Linked DNA regions of Homo sapiens: region 1 is linked to region 2. Evidence: chromatin loops called from intact Hi-C (ENCODE). Cell type or tissue: CD4-positive, alpha-beta T cell. All regions are shown on one strand. Each heading gives the region's core, and the rest is flanking DNA. Links, peaks and the distances in the headings are about the cores only. Region 1 overlaps PLD5 (phospholipase D family member 5). Region 2 overlaps LOC105373262 (a long non-coding RNA gene).

What was found. Hi-C counts contacts between places; a loop is a spot of excess contacts. Peaks named below come from ENCODE experiments on the same cell type or tissue, not always from the same donor. Only the 100,000 strongest peaks of a DNase experiment are listed, where the experiment ranks them.
Region 1: it touches region 2 in a loop (11-fold over the local background); 8 of 110 quality-filtered maps call a loop at or near these places.

What each region holds. Positions count from the first base shown.
Region 1 is chr1:242,464,062-242,472,398 of GRCh38, reverse strand. All of the region lies in intron 1 of PLD5 (phospholipase D family member 5), which reads left to right. Among named protein-coding and RNA genes, the nearest start is that of PLD5, 56 kb to the left of the region's middle. In CD4-positive, alpha-beta T cell, for the core only: a CTCF peak has its summit at 4,685; no DNase peak of the experiment used is centred there.
Region 2 is chr1:244,268,722-244,277,058 of GRCh38, reverse strand. All of the region lies in intron 1 of LOC105373262 (a long non-coding RNA gene), which reads left to right. Among named protein-coding and RNA genes, the nearest start is that of SPMIP3, 80 kb to the left of the region's middle. RefSeq lists a silencer at 3,771-3,997. In CD4-positive, alpha-beta T cell, for the core only: CTCF peaks have their summits at 3,678 and 3,880 (motif pointing right); DNase peaks (open chromatin) are centred at 3,048 and 3,848.

The DNA of each region.
Region 1 (8,337 bases), core at 200-8,199, 1.8 Mb after region 2:
TGCCTTCTGCTCTATCGGCGCACCTTGACACTGAATCAGATGCCTGGTCATTCAGACATGTTCAAAGGCATCGAAGCAAACAAAGTGTGCTCCTTATTCATCAACCATCTGAGAATATCTTTAGAAATTGTGAGGTTATCAAGCCCATGCATCTTCAGTTTCTCAAAATCAATGATTCCACTGAGCCCCAAGTAGCTCCGTGGTGGGAAATGAGTGCAGACTCCATTTTCTGCTCTGTGAACAAGTCCAATTTAAATGCAAACACCTGCCCTTCCATGAACAAATCAGCAGTGCTTTCTTTTTCCACAGTTTTAAGTTCAATGTGCTTAGATATTTTTGCAACACCAAGTGAAATACATAATCTTGTGGGTTATTGAAATCGAACAGGGTGGTCTCCCAGAGTCCCTTAATTTAAAAAAGGATGGTCTGTGGAAGCAGCTTAGTCAATGTTTTCAGCAAGTTTCTATCACTTCACTGACTTAATTAAAGCAAATTGCTTTCAAATACTCCATAAACTGGGATAGCTAACAGTAGGAACATGAAGAAAAATCATAATCTTGGTTCTTCTCCAGCTCATTATGTAACAAACTTGATTGGCTTCAAAGTTCAGAACACATTTTGTTGTAGGAAATACTCTCACCAAAATAGTCATAGTTCATCTAAAACTCTGTTTTAGGAATCCAGCCAGTGTTGTCATTGTGTATTGTGTATGGATATCTAGTATTTACGGTACTTCTTTAAATTCTCCTCTGTCCCTTTTCTCTTTTTATATGTCCTTTTTTCTCTTTTCTCATAAAATCTCAAGGTATTTGGAGGTTAAGAAAATAAAATAAAACATGGATATCTAGTATTTACAGTACTAGATATAGAAGAACAACTAAACCTTGAGGGTCTAGCAAGGTGGATGATATATTTTAAACCCATTTCGCTCAGGAATTAACTTCCTAAGCACCAAAGTGAGTCAGTTATGGGCTTCCAAGACCTTCACTTCCTGCTGCCTCATAGGCAGCTGCAATGGGATTGGCTCCTCAGGAGTAGCCTAAATCTGAGGAAGGTCTCTTGTAAAATGGAAGGAGAAAAGGACATCCTAGAGTAACCAGCACTGATTTTTTTTCCAAAATTATTTCTTGCAGTCTGCAACAGAACAAGGTTTGGGGCTGGGGCAGAGATGGAGGAATTTGCAGGTTTAGGACAGGAACCGAGAGGTGTAAAGGGTAGGTGCAGCTGGAACAGGGAGGTGGCAGATGCTCTGACATAGCCCCCCTGGGAAGGAGTCTAAGGAGGTGAAAGGCAGACAGCCCAGGCCAGCTCCACCAGGGAGCCCTTGATAAGTTTAGTCCTATGTCATGTTGGTGCTTGGACTCTCTCACTGCTCAAAGAACCACTGTGGCCTGGAAGGGGATCTACAGTGTTTTTCGTGCCAGAGACCTGGCCACATTGTCTTGGACAAGGACTGGTGTTTGAGGAGCCCACTAACCTCAAAGGGGAGCGCCTGAGTCCCGCATTAGCGCTGCAGGATACAAGCAAGCGGAGCTGGGCTTCTGAGCACAGCTGAGATTCCTGGACACAGAAAGAAGACAGGGGCAGGAAAGGAAGATAAGTTTTTACTCGTTGGGTAAATGAAGGTAGACATGAGTTTTAATTTGAAAAGTAGAAGAATGCCATCTAGTTTTATCCATACCGAAGCTGGCAGAGCCAGTATATCAATTACATTTGCCTCTCCTTCATCACCACGAGTATTGATATTTGTAGTGTTAATAGTAATAATAGGAAGTATTATTCAGTATTAATAATTGAACACCTATTATGTGGCTAGACTCTAGTAGCTGATTACATTTTTCTTAATTCTTGTAACATTGCATGGTTGGTTTTATGATTCTTGTTCTACGAAGGCTTAGAGGTGGGAAAAATGAACTATCTTGCCTAAATCCACCCGGTTAAATAAGTGATGGCCCCACAATCCAAACCCAGGCCAGTAGGATTCTACAGCCTTTCCCAATTTTCTTTCTTTCTTTTTTTTCTTTCTTTCTTTCTTTCTTTCTTTTTTTTTTTTCTTTGAGACCGAGTGTCGCTCTGTCGCCCAAGCTGGAGTGCAGTGGTGCGATCTCGGCTCACTGCAAGCTCCGCCTCCGGGGTTCACGCCATTCTCCTGCCTCAGCCTCCCGAGTAGCTGGGAGTACAGGCGCCCGCACCACGCCCGGCTAATTTTTTTTGTATTTTTAGTAGAGACGGGGTTTAACTGTGTTAGCCAGGATGGTCTCGATCTCCTGACCTCGTGATCCGCCCGCCTCCGTCTCCCAGAGTGCCGGGATTACAGGCATGAGCCACCGCACCCGGCAGCCCCTCCCAATTTTCTTGGCACCCATCTGGTTTGCTTTTCCTGGTGCATCAAGCTGGATCGATACAGTATTTATCATGAAGGGAAATGATTTTACATGGGCGGATTGTGGGCTATAGCCTCAGATAAGCTTTGTTATCTGTATACTATGCTGGTGATTTTGCTTTGGGGAAGCAACTGTGACGTTATGAGTCCTGTTTTCAGCTCTTCTTCTCTGGACCTACACAGCAGTCTGTTCTGATTGTGCAGCCATAGTTCTAAGTGCTGGATGGGGATGCTGGCAGGGGTTCGTGCATGTTCCCTGGACAGCAAGATGTGTGGTGCAAAGAGCTTCTACACCTGGGCAACACAGCAAGACCCCATGTCTAAAAATTTTTTAAAAATTAGCTGGGCATAGTGGCTTGTGTCTGTAGTCCCAGCTACTCAGGAGGCTGAGGAGGGAGGATAACTTGAGTCTAGGAGTTCAAGGTTACAGTGAGTTATGACCACACCACTGCACCCCAGCCTGGGCCACAGAGCAAGACCCTATCGAAAACAAAGCTTTTACAAATACATGAGAAAAGACAACTCAATAGAATAATGGACCAAAATGTGAGAAGGTGAAATTCAGAATCCAGAGACCAATAAATACAAGTGGACAATAAATACTTGAAATGTTGCTGAACTCACACATTATTATGGCCATACAGATTAGAGAAACATCACGATTCTGTTTTATGTCTATCAGCTTATCAAAAAAGAAAAATGATTGGTAACATCTATGGTCAGCGTAGGGCAGGAAAGCATCCCCATTTGGGAGAATGTAGGCACAGCTTCTCTGGAGATCAATTTGGCATACCTACTAACTCTTTAAACATCTATACAAGCAATCCCACTTGTAGAAATGCACTTTCAAGATACGCTGATGCATATATTTTTAGGATATTTATTGTGGCATTGTTTAAAGTAGTAAACAAAGAGGCAATCCAGATGTCCATTTCCAGGGGGACTCTTAAGCAGTTTGCAGCTAATCAGTCTAGTGTGGCAGTTACGACTGTGGACTTTGGAACCAGACTGCCTGAGTCTGAATCACGGCTTCACTGCTCACTAGCTGTATGCTCTTGAGGAAGTTATTTTTCTTCTCATGTCTCAGTTTTTTCATCAGTAAAGGGGATAAGAAATAGTACCTATCTTATAGGGTTGTTGTGAGTCATGGTTGAGTTAAAATGTGTAAACCACGTGGAGCATGATGCATAGTAAGAATTATGGAAGTGTTTGCTGTGGTTGTTATTGCTATTATTATTTTGTGAAATACCATTGTCATCAAAGAAATTGATGGGAAAAAGTATATATATATGTGTGTGTATGTGTGTGTGTGTGCGTGTGTGTGTATGTGTGTGTGTGTATGTATTTACATATGCTGATATTGACCCAGAATAGTCCATCATAAAAACTGTTAAGTAAAGAGTAGAATGTTTCAGAACAATGTGTATGGTAAAATCTCAATTAGTATAATAAAAATTAAAATCATGTTTGTAAAGGTCTGCAGATATAGGCACAACACTGTCCACAGTAATTTAAGAAGTAAGTTATTTAATTAATTTGAGGAGTGAAATGTCAGTGAAAAGTAAAGAAAGGCTATTCTATTTTACTTTGCCCCCAAATTACTTGAATTTATTTACTACAAGCTTATCTCACTTTGCAATGAAAAAAATAAGGATAATTTACGTATCTGGCTGGCATATTATGAGGCTATTACATACAGTTTGTCTGTATATTAGGTGTTGATCTAACCATCATATTGGAAAGATTATCCAGCAGCTTCCAGCATAACTTAAAAATGGCTCTGTTCAAAATTAGGTTACAGCCCATCACAAATGCTTAAAGTCAATAAATCACTATGAAAACTACCATTTGGGGATGTGAGTTGTTTTGGAACTCAAAATACTTTGGCTATGTTAAAAGACCTTGTTATGAAAATAACAGATTTTCATTTCCTCTCTAATTTTATAACTCTTGGCACTCCAACTTTTGTTTTGCTGTGAAATGTTTGAGAAGGAAATGAGTGTACACACAGTTTTATTTTCCAAAATAAATACAATTTTAATTCTGCCAAGAGATTGTAGGGCTCTGTGACATAGAGATATTGCTTTGGGGGGCGGTTCTACTGGGGGCACAGTGGAAGGGGCTTTCTTCAGAGCTCTGAACTCACTCATGAGTACCTAAGTCACAGATAGACTGAAACAGCTTATAAACTCTCTAACAAAGGCCATTTTGGGATGGTGCTTCTCAGGGATGCTTGGGAACCATCGTTCAGTAGTAAGGACTCCCATGCACACACACCACCTGGTGGGCCCTCATGGTAACTTCAATGATTGTGTCTTAGGAACGCCGGTTCTGTTTAACTTGGATTTTCCCATCATTGCACAGTGTTGAGAGGTCAAGTTAATGAAGAAGATCATATTTCTGTATTCATAACTCTGCTAGCTCCATTTTCTAGTGATAAGGGAGGGGATGAGGTAATTGCCAAATTGCTATATTTGGTCAAGAAACGAGATTGCTACAGGAATTCTAAGAAGACTACTTTTATTCTTTTTGGAGGAGCAAAGGGACTCTTTGCTATAAAAACCACAAAGCCTTTCTTTTCTTGCTTGTACTTAAAATGTTGAGAAATTTAAGCAGTACAAAAGTGCACAGACTACTATAACCACTACCTTCAAGATATCCAGAATTGACAAGTGTTAACATTTGGTAACACTGAATATACATTACCATTTTTAACTAAAAAGAAACAAAACATTGCAGAGAAAGACAAAGTTTCTTTTAGTAAAAATAATTTATTTATTAAATTTTATTATAATTAACAAGTGAGAATTGTTACAATGTGATGTTTTGACATACGTATTTACATTGTGGGATGATTAAATTAAGCTACTTAACATATCCGTCACTTCACAGACTTACCTTTTTTATGGTGAGGACATTTAAAATAGATTATTCTCACAATTTTGAAATATATTATTGTTAACTATAGTCACTATGCTGTGCAATAGATCTTGAAAACTTATTCCTCCTAACTGAAACTTGTTAGCCTTTGAACTACATCTTCCTATTTCCCAACCCTCCCCACTCAGCCCTGGTAACCAGCGCTCTATTCTATTTCTATAAGTTCCACTTTTTTTTTTTTTTGAGATGGAGTCTCACTCTGTACCGCAGGCTGGAGTGCAGTGGCGCAATCTCAGCTCACTGCAACTTCCGCCTCCTGGGTTCAAGCGATTCTCCTGCCTCAGCCTCCCCAGTAACTGGAAGTGCAGGTGCATGCCATTGTGTCGGGCTAATTTTTGTGATTTTAATAGAGACAGGGTTTCACCATGTTGGCCAGGCTGGTCTCGAACTCCTTAACTCAAGTCATCTGCCCGCCTTGGCCTATCAAAGTGCTGGGATTACAGGTGTGAGCCGCCGCGCCCAGCCGAGCTCCACTTTTTATAAGTAAGAGCATGCAGCGTTTGTCTTTTTGTGCCTGGCTTCTTTCACTTAGCTTAATGTCGTACAGGTTCATCCATGTTGTTGCAAATGACAAGAATTTCCTTCTTTTTTAAGGCTGAATAGCATTCCTTTGTGTATATATACCACATTTTCTTTACCCATTAGATAAAGTCTCTTTTGAACCTGTCCCTAATTGCATGCCCGTACTAATTTCTCACTAGCAGTCACTATTATTAATCTGTTGAGTATCTTGATGGTCCGTTTTTCTACAGTTCTATTCAGTAAATATTACTGAATATCTCCTGTATGCCAGCGCTACACACCTAGGATACATCAGGCAACAAAACAAACAAAAATACTTCCCTTCATGAAGCTTACAGCCTAACAAGGGAAGACACATAATACTATTTTGCAATTATATGTTATATTAGAAAAGTGCTACAGAGAAAAAAGTAAAATTAGAGTAGGATGGGGGAATCAGAATTGTATGTGGGAGGTGGGCAGTATTCAGCATAAAATGAAGTGGCCAGGATAAGACTCTTTGACAAGATGTGATCTGAGCAAAGCCTTGAAGGAGGTAAAGGAATTAGCCAAGTGGTTTTCCAGAGGAAGAGCATCTGAGACTGGGTAAGGATGTGCCTGGCATTTCTGTTTTCTTTCCCTCCATGAGCCAGAGTCTTGCTCTGTTGCCTAGGCTAGAGTGCAGTGGCACGATCTCGGCTCACTGCAACCTCCGCCTCCCAGGTTCAAGCAATTCTCTGCCTCAGCCTCCCGAGTAGCTGGGATTACAGGCATCCGCCACCATGCCTGGCTAATTTTTTTTGTATTTTTAGTAGAGATGGGGTTTCGCCATCTTGGCCAGGCCAGTCTTGAACTCCTGACCTCATGATCCACCCGCCTCAGCCTCCCAAAGTGCTGGGATTACAGGCGTAGGCCACTGTGCCCGGCCGTGCCTGGCATTTGTGAAGAACAGCAGAGAGGCCAGTGTGGCTGCACTGGAGGGAACAAGTGTGAGAATAAAAGTAGAATAAATGGAAGAGGGGAGAGATTAGCAGCAGAGCCCAGGAAACAAGATCATGCAGAGCCTCCTGGGCCATTGTTAAAACTTTAGCTCTTGCCCTGAAATAAATGGGAAGCCATTGCAGAGTTTCAAGTAGACAAGTGACATGATCTGATTGCACGTTGTGTTTGAGAATCTACTATAGGTTATAAGGTGATAAGAGTATAATAAAGGAGACCAATTAGGAGTCCATGTAATAATCCAAAAGAAAGATCATGTTGGGCTGGATCAGACTGGTAATAGTGTGCAGGTGAGAAAGGTTCGGCTTCTGGATATATTTATGTATTTTGAGTGTAGAGTCCGAGTGATTTCCTGAGAGATTAAATTTGGAGTATCAGTGAAAGAAAGGAGTCAAGGAAGATTCTCTTTCCTTAATTGAGGTGAAATTCATGTAGCCTAAAATGAGCCATTTCAATGTACAATTCAGTGGCATTTGGTATGTTCGCGATGATGTGATCACTTCTATTTAGTTCTAAAACATTTTTGTCACCCCATAAGGAAACTCATACCCAGAAAGAGTCACCTGCCATTTTTTCCTTTTCCAAGCCTCTGGCAACCACAAAGATAATTTCTACTTCTGTAGATTTACATATTCTAGACATTGTATGTAAAGGGAATCACACAATATGTGACCTTTCGTGTCTGGCTTCTGTCACTTAGCATAATGTCTTCAAAGTCTATCATGTAGCATGTGTCAGCACTTCACTCCTCTTTAGGGTGGAGTGCTATTTCACTGTATGGATAGACACCATGTTGTGCTTCTCTATTCATTCATCGATGGACATTTGGGCTGTTTCCACTGCTGACCATGGTGATGGTATGATGATGAAAATGTATGTTTGTTTCAATCCTTGTTTTCAGTTCTTTGGGGTATATACCTAGAGTTGGAATTGCTGGATTACTTGGTATTTCTGTGTTTAACCTTTTGAGGAACTTCCAAACTGTTTCCACAGTGGCTGTACTATTTTATAGTCTCACCAGAATGAGAGAATGAGGGTTTCCTCACCACCTTTTGTTATTTTCTATTATGGTTTTAAATTTTTATTAGAGCCACCCTTGCAAGTTTGATTACAAAGCTTTTGGCCTACAAAAATAGAATTGCCGTAACTGAGGTAAGGAAAGCTATGTGCTAAATAGGGAAGAATGGGATGATCAGCGTTGAGTTTGGGCAGGGTGAGATGCCTCCTAAACATCCAGGTAGCACTGTTGAGTAGACATTGGAAAGATAAATAGATTTGGGCTGAAATATAATATAGGAGCCACTGGCACTTACTTGCCATTGAAATCCTTGGGACTAGGGGACAATAAAGGGCTCAAAGGTACTCCAAAATTAAGAGGTTGGGTCAAAAAGAAGGGACATGTGAAGTGGACAGAAAAACAAGAGAGTTGCATGTACTGAAAGGGCAAGTGAGAAAATTGTGTCAAGGAGGAGGAATGAATGACTACGTGAAGTGCTCCGAAAGATTAAGTAAGA
Region 2 (8,337 bases), core at 189-8,188:
ATAAAAAAGAATATCCTAAAATGAGATTATTTCTCCAAATAAATTAATTCATTGGATTGTATTTAAAGCTGGCAGTGCCCCCTTCTCTGTTGTTTTGCTGTCAAATTTTCCAAACTTACAAGTGTCCGTTTGCCAGTCCTGTATGTGAAGACATCCAGTCAGTCTAGCAGTGGACTCTGACACTCTCCCCCTCTGGCCTTCTGGAATCTTTTAGCCTCGTGGCTGGCACTCAAACCCAGATGTCTGAGTTTCCAAGGCTGGTGTTTTTCCATGTATTACAGAAAACTCCAAGAGATGTCTGCAGTATTATTGTGGCCATCACCAGTTCCGCTCTTGTTAGACAGTGGGTGCTTCAGGTCAGATTTGGCCATCATACCTTTAATTCCCACTCTCATTTGGCTCATGTTAAGTGTTTAAAAAGAACATGAAAAACCTCTAAAGAAAACCTCACCTTCTCGCACCTTCCTGAAGGAAAACCCAGACTGCTCTCTCTCCCTCACTGCTATCTCTCTCTCTGTCTGCTATCCCTCTCTGTCTGCTGTCTCTCCCTTACTGCTATCTCTCTCTGACTGCTATCTCTCTCTCTGACTGCTATCTCTCTCTTTGCCTGCTATCTCTCCCTCACTGCTCTCTCTCTCCCTGACTGCTATCTCTCTCTGACTGCTCTCTTTCTCCCTGACTGCTATCTCTCTCTTTGCCTGCTATCTCTCCCTCACTGCTATCTCTCTCTTTGCCTGCTATCTCTCCCTCACTGCTCTCTCCCTCACTGCTATCTCTCTCCCTCACTGCTATCTCTCCCTGACTGCTATCTCTCCCTGACTGCTATCTCTCTCTCTGACTGCTATCTCTTCCTGACTGCTATCTCTCTCCCTCACTGCTATCTCTCTCCCTCACTGCTATCTCTCTCCCTCACTGCTATCTCTCTCCCTCACTGCTATCTCTCCCTGACTGCTATTTCTCCCTCACTGCTATCTCTCCCTCACTGTTATCTCTCTCCCTCACTGCTATCTCTCTCCCTCACTGCTATCTCTCTCCCTCACTGCTATCTCTCCCTGACTGCTATTTCTCCCTCACTGCTATCTCTCCCTCACTGTTATCTCTCTCCCTCACTGCTATCTCTCTCCCTCACTGCTATCTCTCTCCCTCACTGCTATCACTCTCCCTCACTGCTATCTCTCTCCCTCACTGCTATCTCTCTCCCTCACTGCTATCTCTCCCTCACTGCTATCTCTCTGTCTGCTATCTCTCTCCCTCACTGCTATCTCTCTCCCTCACTGCTGTCTCTCCCTCACTGCTATCTCTCTCTCTGTCTGCTATCTCTCTCCCTCACTGCTATCTCTCTCTTTGTCTGCTATCTCTCTCCCTCACTGCTATCTCTCTCTCTGTCTGCTATCTCTCTCCCTCACTGCTATCTCTCCCTGACTGCTATCTCTCTCCCTCACTGCTATCTCTCTCCCTCACTGCTATCTCTCTCTCTGTCTGCTATCTCTCCCTCACTGCTATCTCTCTCCCTCACTGCTATCTCTCTCTCTGACTGCTATCTCTCCCTCACTGCTATCTCTCCCTCACTGCTATCTCTCCCTGACTGCTATCTCTCCCCGACTGCTATCTCTCCCTGTCTGTTATCTCTGTCGGACTGCTATCTCTCTCCCTGACTGCTATGTCTCCCCGACTGCTATCTCTCCCCATCTGCTATCTATCTCTGACTATCTCTCCCTGTCTGCTATCTCTCCCTGTCTGCTATCTCTCTCTGTCTGCTCTCTCTCTCTCTGACTGCTATCTCTCTCCCTGACTGCTATCTCTCTCCCTGTCTGCTCTCTCTCCCTGACTGCTATCTCTCTCCCTGACTGCTATCTCTCCCTGACTGCTATCTCTCCCTGACTGCTATCTCTCTCCCCGTCTGCTCTCTCTCCCTGACTGCTATCTCTCTCCCAGTGTGGAAGAGAGGAAGAACCTCCTATTTTCAGACATGGCCTGTGGAGAAGAAAGCCCCAGGTTGCATCCACAGGGTGGTGTCTCTGGAAGATTCTGGGATAACCCTGTAAGAGTTTGGTGGAAGAGGCCGGGTGCAATGGCTCACGCCTGTAATCCCAGCACTTTGGGAGGCCAAGACAGGTGGATTGCTTGAGGTCAGGAGTTCGAGACCAGCCTGGCCAACATGATGAAACCCCATCTCTACCAAAAATACAAAAGTTAGCTGGGCATGGTGGTGTGCACTTATAATCCCAGCTACTCGGGAGGCTGAGGCAGGAGAATCACTTGAACCTGAGAGGCGGAGGTTGCAGTGATCTGGGAGCCCACCACTGCCCTCCAGCCTGAGTGACAGAGCAAGACTCAGTATTAAAAAAAATAAAAAGAGTTAGGTGGGAGGAATGAGTGCCTTCTCTGATTCAGGCGTTCTGGCATGTCACCTCTAGGGGATTGAAGGGGGACCCTCATTCTGTAGGACAGAGGGATAACCTTTCACCTCCATCCCCCAGATGTGCCCCAGGATCTCCTGTAGACACAGCCTACCTCCCCCTCCTATAATCCTCACCAGCGAGCACACTTGGGGTGCTGGTGACTCATCCTGGATCCTAAGGGAGGCTTCCTGAGGATGGGCCTAGTGAACCAAACTTGGAGACAGAAGGTGAGTATGGAGACAGCGGAGCCCAGCCCGGAGGGAAGATGGCCTGGACATGAGTCATCCGTCCTCATCATTCGCCCAAGGATTCGATGTTCCTTTGGCTGGCATCTATTTTCTCTTTGCAAAACTATTGATCCTGCTGCCAAATGTACCCTAAGCCTACCTTATGCATCAGTGAGATGAATGATAAATTCAGTAACCTGAGGACACAGTAACGAGAGGGCACAGAGGACAGTGACTTGGACTTTCATCAGTAGACTTAACACTGGTTGGGCCACGGCCCGAGCAGGACTGAAATTTAGCAGGAGATGAGGACAGTAACATTTGGGTTTGTTCACCAAGCCCCCAGCTTGGCACCAGAAATTTTTGGCTTTCTGCAAACAGCTGCACAGAAGCAGTGGCCAAACCCAGCTAGTGTGTGATGAGTCATCTTGCGTCAGCATCGTGCAGCACAGACATCCTATGAGGGCTCCTTTAGCTGCTGTGTCTGGTTTGGGCTTTTTCCAAAAGACGAGGGAGCCAAATACCTAAGCCCCCACACTAATGAGCACTTTGCGATTCCATGTAAGCAAAGTTATTTCACCTCCCAAGACGCATCTACACTCCTCATTATTCATTGGCTGGCCCCGTGAAGCAAGGCCGAAGAAACTGACTTGACTTAAATCAGAAAAATGAAAACGGAGAGGACTTGGCAGTATGTATCTTTAGGAAAGCATGAGACAGTGTAAAGTCCTTCTCTTTATTCTGAGGCCAGGGCTTTAGACTATAGTAAGGTTAGTCATTGAAACCGATTTCAAGTTTCTAAAGTTTTACCAAGTATGATGATAGAAACTACTTCTCTAGGGATTTTTAATATATTCATGTGCATATGATTTTAAAGTGGACAAGGCACTCTTCATATGCATGATCTTATGTAAACACTACAAAACTCCAAGAATCAAACATTTATTATGACCTCCATTTTACAGATGAGAAAACAGGTTCCTAAAAATGAAATTATTTGCTCAGGGATGATGTCACAAATCACTGACAGAGCTTAAACGCAGGAACCAACATTCTGACTCCAAATCCCATTGATGTTTTCCCCAAACGATACAAGAAATGTCTTAAATGAAAGTCCATGTGAATATTTTGAAGAACCCTTCCAACGTCTTACCTAGACTGTTTTGTGATGCTGAGAAATTGATCTACACGTGTGCATCCCTCACATGGCCACAAGATGGCAGGGTAGCCTCGATGATTGAGAAATTGGCTTCATTCCTTGCACCAGTAGAGGGCTGTAGTTCCATGTTTCAAAAAGTAAGACATGGAAAAAAAAAAAAAAAAAAAAGAAAAGAAAAGAAAAGAAAAACAAAACAAAACAAAACAAAACCCATCAGTGTCTACATTGATGAAATAGGATGGTGGGAGGTTTGTTTTTCTTTTTGCCTTTTCTTTTTTAAATTAGGCAGTGAGAGTTCAAACAAACAAGTCTCCATTTTCACCTCTGTGTTTGCTTTTGGAGGCACGAGGTCAGGACTTGGGCCAGCCGCCTAGCCTACATTATTCATCTGTCCAGTTCCAGCCCTGGAACAAATGTGAAGAAATGAAGTAGCTTCAGTGGAGGGAAAACAGTGTTGTTATTGTTGCTGGTGACAGTTCTATTTGCCAACAAACATAAAAACATACTTTGGAACCCAAATGGGCTTGTCAGAGGGAACTTTTGTTCCATGTTTGGGCTGGGATGCTTCCAGATAGAAATCAGGCTGGCATTTGAACTTCAGGAGGCAGGGAGAGAGCTGTGCACAGCAGCTACTGACCCGAAAGGCCAGGCCATCAGCTGCAGTTTTCATCTGGGTGTCGTTTGACCACAGCCCACGCGGCTCCGGGTTGCCAACTGGGGTCACTGCCCTGAATGGGTATTATGGGGGAGGAGAGCAGGGCAGGCAGGCCAGGAGGATGGGCTTGCCACAAAAGGGGATTAACAGGCTTTGGATTCTGAGTTTTTGGAAGGTGGTTCTCACTTTGGGGCTTTGGGATGGTGAAAGCGGTCGTGATTCTGGGGGATTTATTTGCTGTAAGGTCTCAATTATCCCAAGACTGTTGGCAGCACCTTGGAGATCCCTTTGCTACATGGATTAATTACTCCAGGGATAAAGCCATCCTCGCTGTGTCTGCTGGTGAGTGTTTAGGGTCCGCGAACTCATGTAAATGCCAGTCTAAGGAAGCATAATTCAGAAGGCCAATCTGCCCATCCCCTGCTACTGTTACATAATTCAAGGTGAAGGTCCCAACCACAGCTGTCCGGGGGCTGCCTCCTCCCTCGCAGATGGAAGAAGCTTGCTTGATGGACTGGACTTACACTAATACGCTATCTATTTGGAAAGAAGAGATGGCGATAAATTACTACCATGGTGAATATCATTAAAATGCCGCAGAACCAAAAGCACTGTGTGAATGTTAACTCCAGGCACCTCGCATAGCCACTCCACAAAGCTCCGGTATCACCCAACACTTTAAATTGAGCTCTAAAGCTGGAAAGGCATCTTAGAGATTAGCGGGTCCAGACGTTCGTGTCTAAGACAGCAAGCTCCCCCTAGGAGGAGTTCAAGAAATGTTTGGTGAATGAGTGAGCCTTTCATTTTACAAATCATGTAACAGCCCCTGGGAAGTGAAGCAATTGCCCCCATCGCACACCTCATTGGTGGCAGACCAGGCACTACGGCACAGCTGGCTAACTCTCAGGTTAGTCCTGTTTCAATTCCATTTTGCTGCCTAGCATTTAAAAAACTCATTTTTATTTTGTTGCTTTTTTCTTTTCAAGCCTTCTTTTGATCTACAGTTCGCTTCAGAACTACACAGTGATGAGGCGGAAACCTCTTGGTTCTCACCTTCAGATTCATTTGGTCTCAATTTCCAACCACTGGGCCTTGTAAACCTTAACTGGCTCTAGAGCTAAATAGTTCAATTTCCAGCATTCAGCCTCAGATTTATGGACACTTACGATAGAAGACTCAAATGTATTCCAATAGATCAGGGGTTGAAAACTTTTCTGGAAAGGGCCAGATAGTCAATACTTTAGGCTTTGCAGGCCATACAGGCTCAGTTACAACTATTCACTTTTGGGGTTTTAGCGTACAAGCAGCTGTAGAGAATACGTACATGAATGAGCATGGCTGTGTTCCAGTGTAAGAGAAAAATAGGCAGGAGGGGAAACAAATTCGGCCCTTGGGTCAAAGTTTGCTGACATTGCAAAGGAGGACTTGGTCTGTGACTTAGTATTTTCCAGCATATTCCAGATCTAAGCAAAGATGTATCATTCATTTTTGTAGAGTCCTTTCACATTCCCAGTCTATCCACCCACCTTAAATAGAATTCTTAATTTTTTCAATCAGAGACTTGACAGTCCTTATGAGGAAATGTATCTGTGTGGTGCTCTTGGGTTTATGTGTCAGGAAGTCTGGGTTTGTGAGATAGTGTCTTGGCTTGGCTTGGCTGGGTGGTTTGAGCAACAACATTTTATTCCTGAGTTCTGAAGGTGGGAGGCTGGGAAGTCTAAGATCAAGGAGCAGGCCGATCCAGAGTCTGGCGAGGGTCCCCTTCCTGGTTGGCAGGTGGCTTTTTCTCACTGTATCTTCATGTGGCAGAGAGAGTGAGAGAGTGCTCTTGTGTCTGTTCTCATAAGGGCACTAATTCCATTCATCAGGGCCCCACCCTTATGACCTGATCATCCCCCAAAGGCCCCACCTCCAAATACTGTCACATTGGAGAGTAAGGCTTCAACATATGAATTTTGGGGACATACACACATTCAGTTCATAGCTATAGGTAGGTAAAGCCAACACAATAGCAAACTTTAGAGATGAAGAAACTGAAGGAGGAGGATTGGAGGCTGGAATCTTAACTGTCTAATATGTACCCAACACTATGCTGTGCCAAGCACGGTACTACGTTACTGAATCCTTGCAAGATCTGGGGGAGATTTTCATTATTATGCCAACTTTATAGATAAATACTGAGAGATTAGATAATGTGCTCAAGTCTTATTCTAGGAAGCAGCAGAGCTCTGTCTAGAACTCTATCTAGTTCTGTCTGACTCTAATGCATGCTCCGTCCCCTGCCCCACACTGAAGAGTTCATTCTTACAAGTCATCACCTGTTCGAGAGGCAAGGATGGCATACTAATAATCTGTCCACACTTAATTCCCATACACTTGCTAGGAGCCTGATGTTTGTTGAATGTTAAAGTAAGTGCTTGAAGGGATGATTAGTATTTTTTTTTTTTTTGATGGAGTCTTGCCCTGTCGCCCAGGCTGGAGTGCAGTGGTGTGATCTCGGCTCACTGCAACCCTGCCTCCAGGGTTCAGGCAATTCTCCTGCCTCACCCTCCTGAGTAGCTGGGATTACAGGTGTGCACCACCACGCCCTGCTAAATTTCTGTACTTTTAGTAAAGACAGGGTTTCACCATGTTGGCCAGGCTGGTCTCAAACTCCTAACCTCAAGTGATCCACCCACCTCAACCTCCCAAAGTGTTGGGATTACAGGCGTGAGCCACCGCACATGGCTGACAAGATCTTTTAATTGTACACTTTAATCTAATATTCTCTTTAACAATAACTGTCTATCCCTGTCCCAAATCAGCTTGGCTACCAGATTTGAGTTATTAGGTGCAGGAATTCCCCCCTTCTTGCCCATGACATTAGGAGAGGTGGTGGTGGTGGTTTAGGAGTCCTCCCATGCCCAGTCAGTGCTGGGGCAGGAGTAGCGGTGCCCATGGGAGGCAGGGTTGCCAGGCTGTGTGTGGGGCCTGGGGAGAGAGCTCCTACTTCTTCATAGAATCCCTGTTTTCCGCTCTGGGTGGGCACAGGAAAGTCACTGATGGAAACAAAAGCACCATCTAGAACCTCAGAGACTGATTCTCAAAATTCATGTCCAATGTAGCCGTTCTGGGATGAACACAGGGTCTTCGGGCTGACGCCCTGTCCTTTGGTTGGTTGGGAATGATGGCTCGTGTCCATGTGACTTTGGAGAGGCTGTTTCTCTCCTGTCAGTTTCACTTTCCTTCTGGGGCTGAACCGGGCAACCCCCGATGCCCCTTCCAGGTAGAGGAAGAGAGAGCAGCCGGCGACACGCCACGGGTTCTCCCTGCGAGGCTGGAAGGGTAGTGAAATCATTTGAGATAAAAATGTAAGAAGGACTGAGCTTCCCACGGATCCAGAGGCCGCCCAGTGTGTGGCAAATTCTAGAGACTTTTTTTCCATACCTGGACTTCTCGTTTTCGGAGGCAGACCTCAATTCATCCCCAAAGAGAAATCTGAAATAGCAGAAAGAATTTCAAACAGGATAGGAATTTGGGTTCTGCCAAGATCCAGGGAAGACGCAGGGTGTGAGGATTTCAGGGGAGGTGATGGAGGGGTGGGTGGAAAGCGGCTGGTGTCCCCCGTCCCCTCTCAGGAGGCCTTGCTGGGACAGGCGAGCTCAGGGTGTGCAGCTTGTTTACTTGGGGCATGTGACTCGCCAGCTTCATGTCCGTTTTCTAGTCGGTAAAATTAGGGCATGGGTGATCATTTCCAATGTGTGCTACACACCAGAATCTGGGGCTGAAGGGGCAGGGCTTGCTTTTTTTTTTTTCTTTTTTCATTGTAATCCTTTATAATAGAAAGGATTTGCCTCCTTGTCATATTTGGTGCTAAATTATTTTCCAGTTTTTGTTAACTGGTTTTCTTTTTTT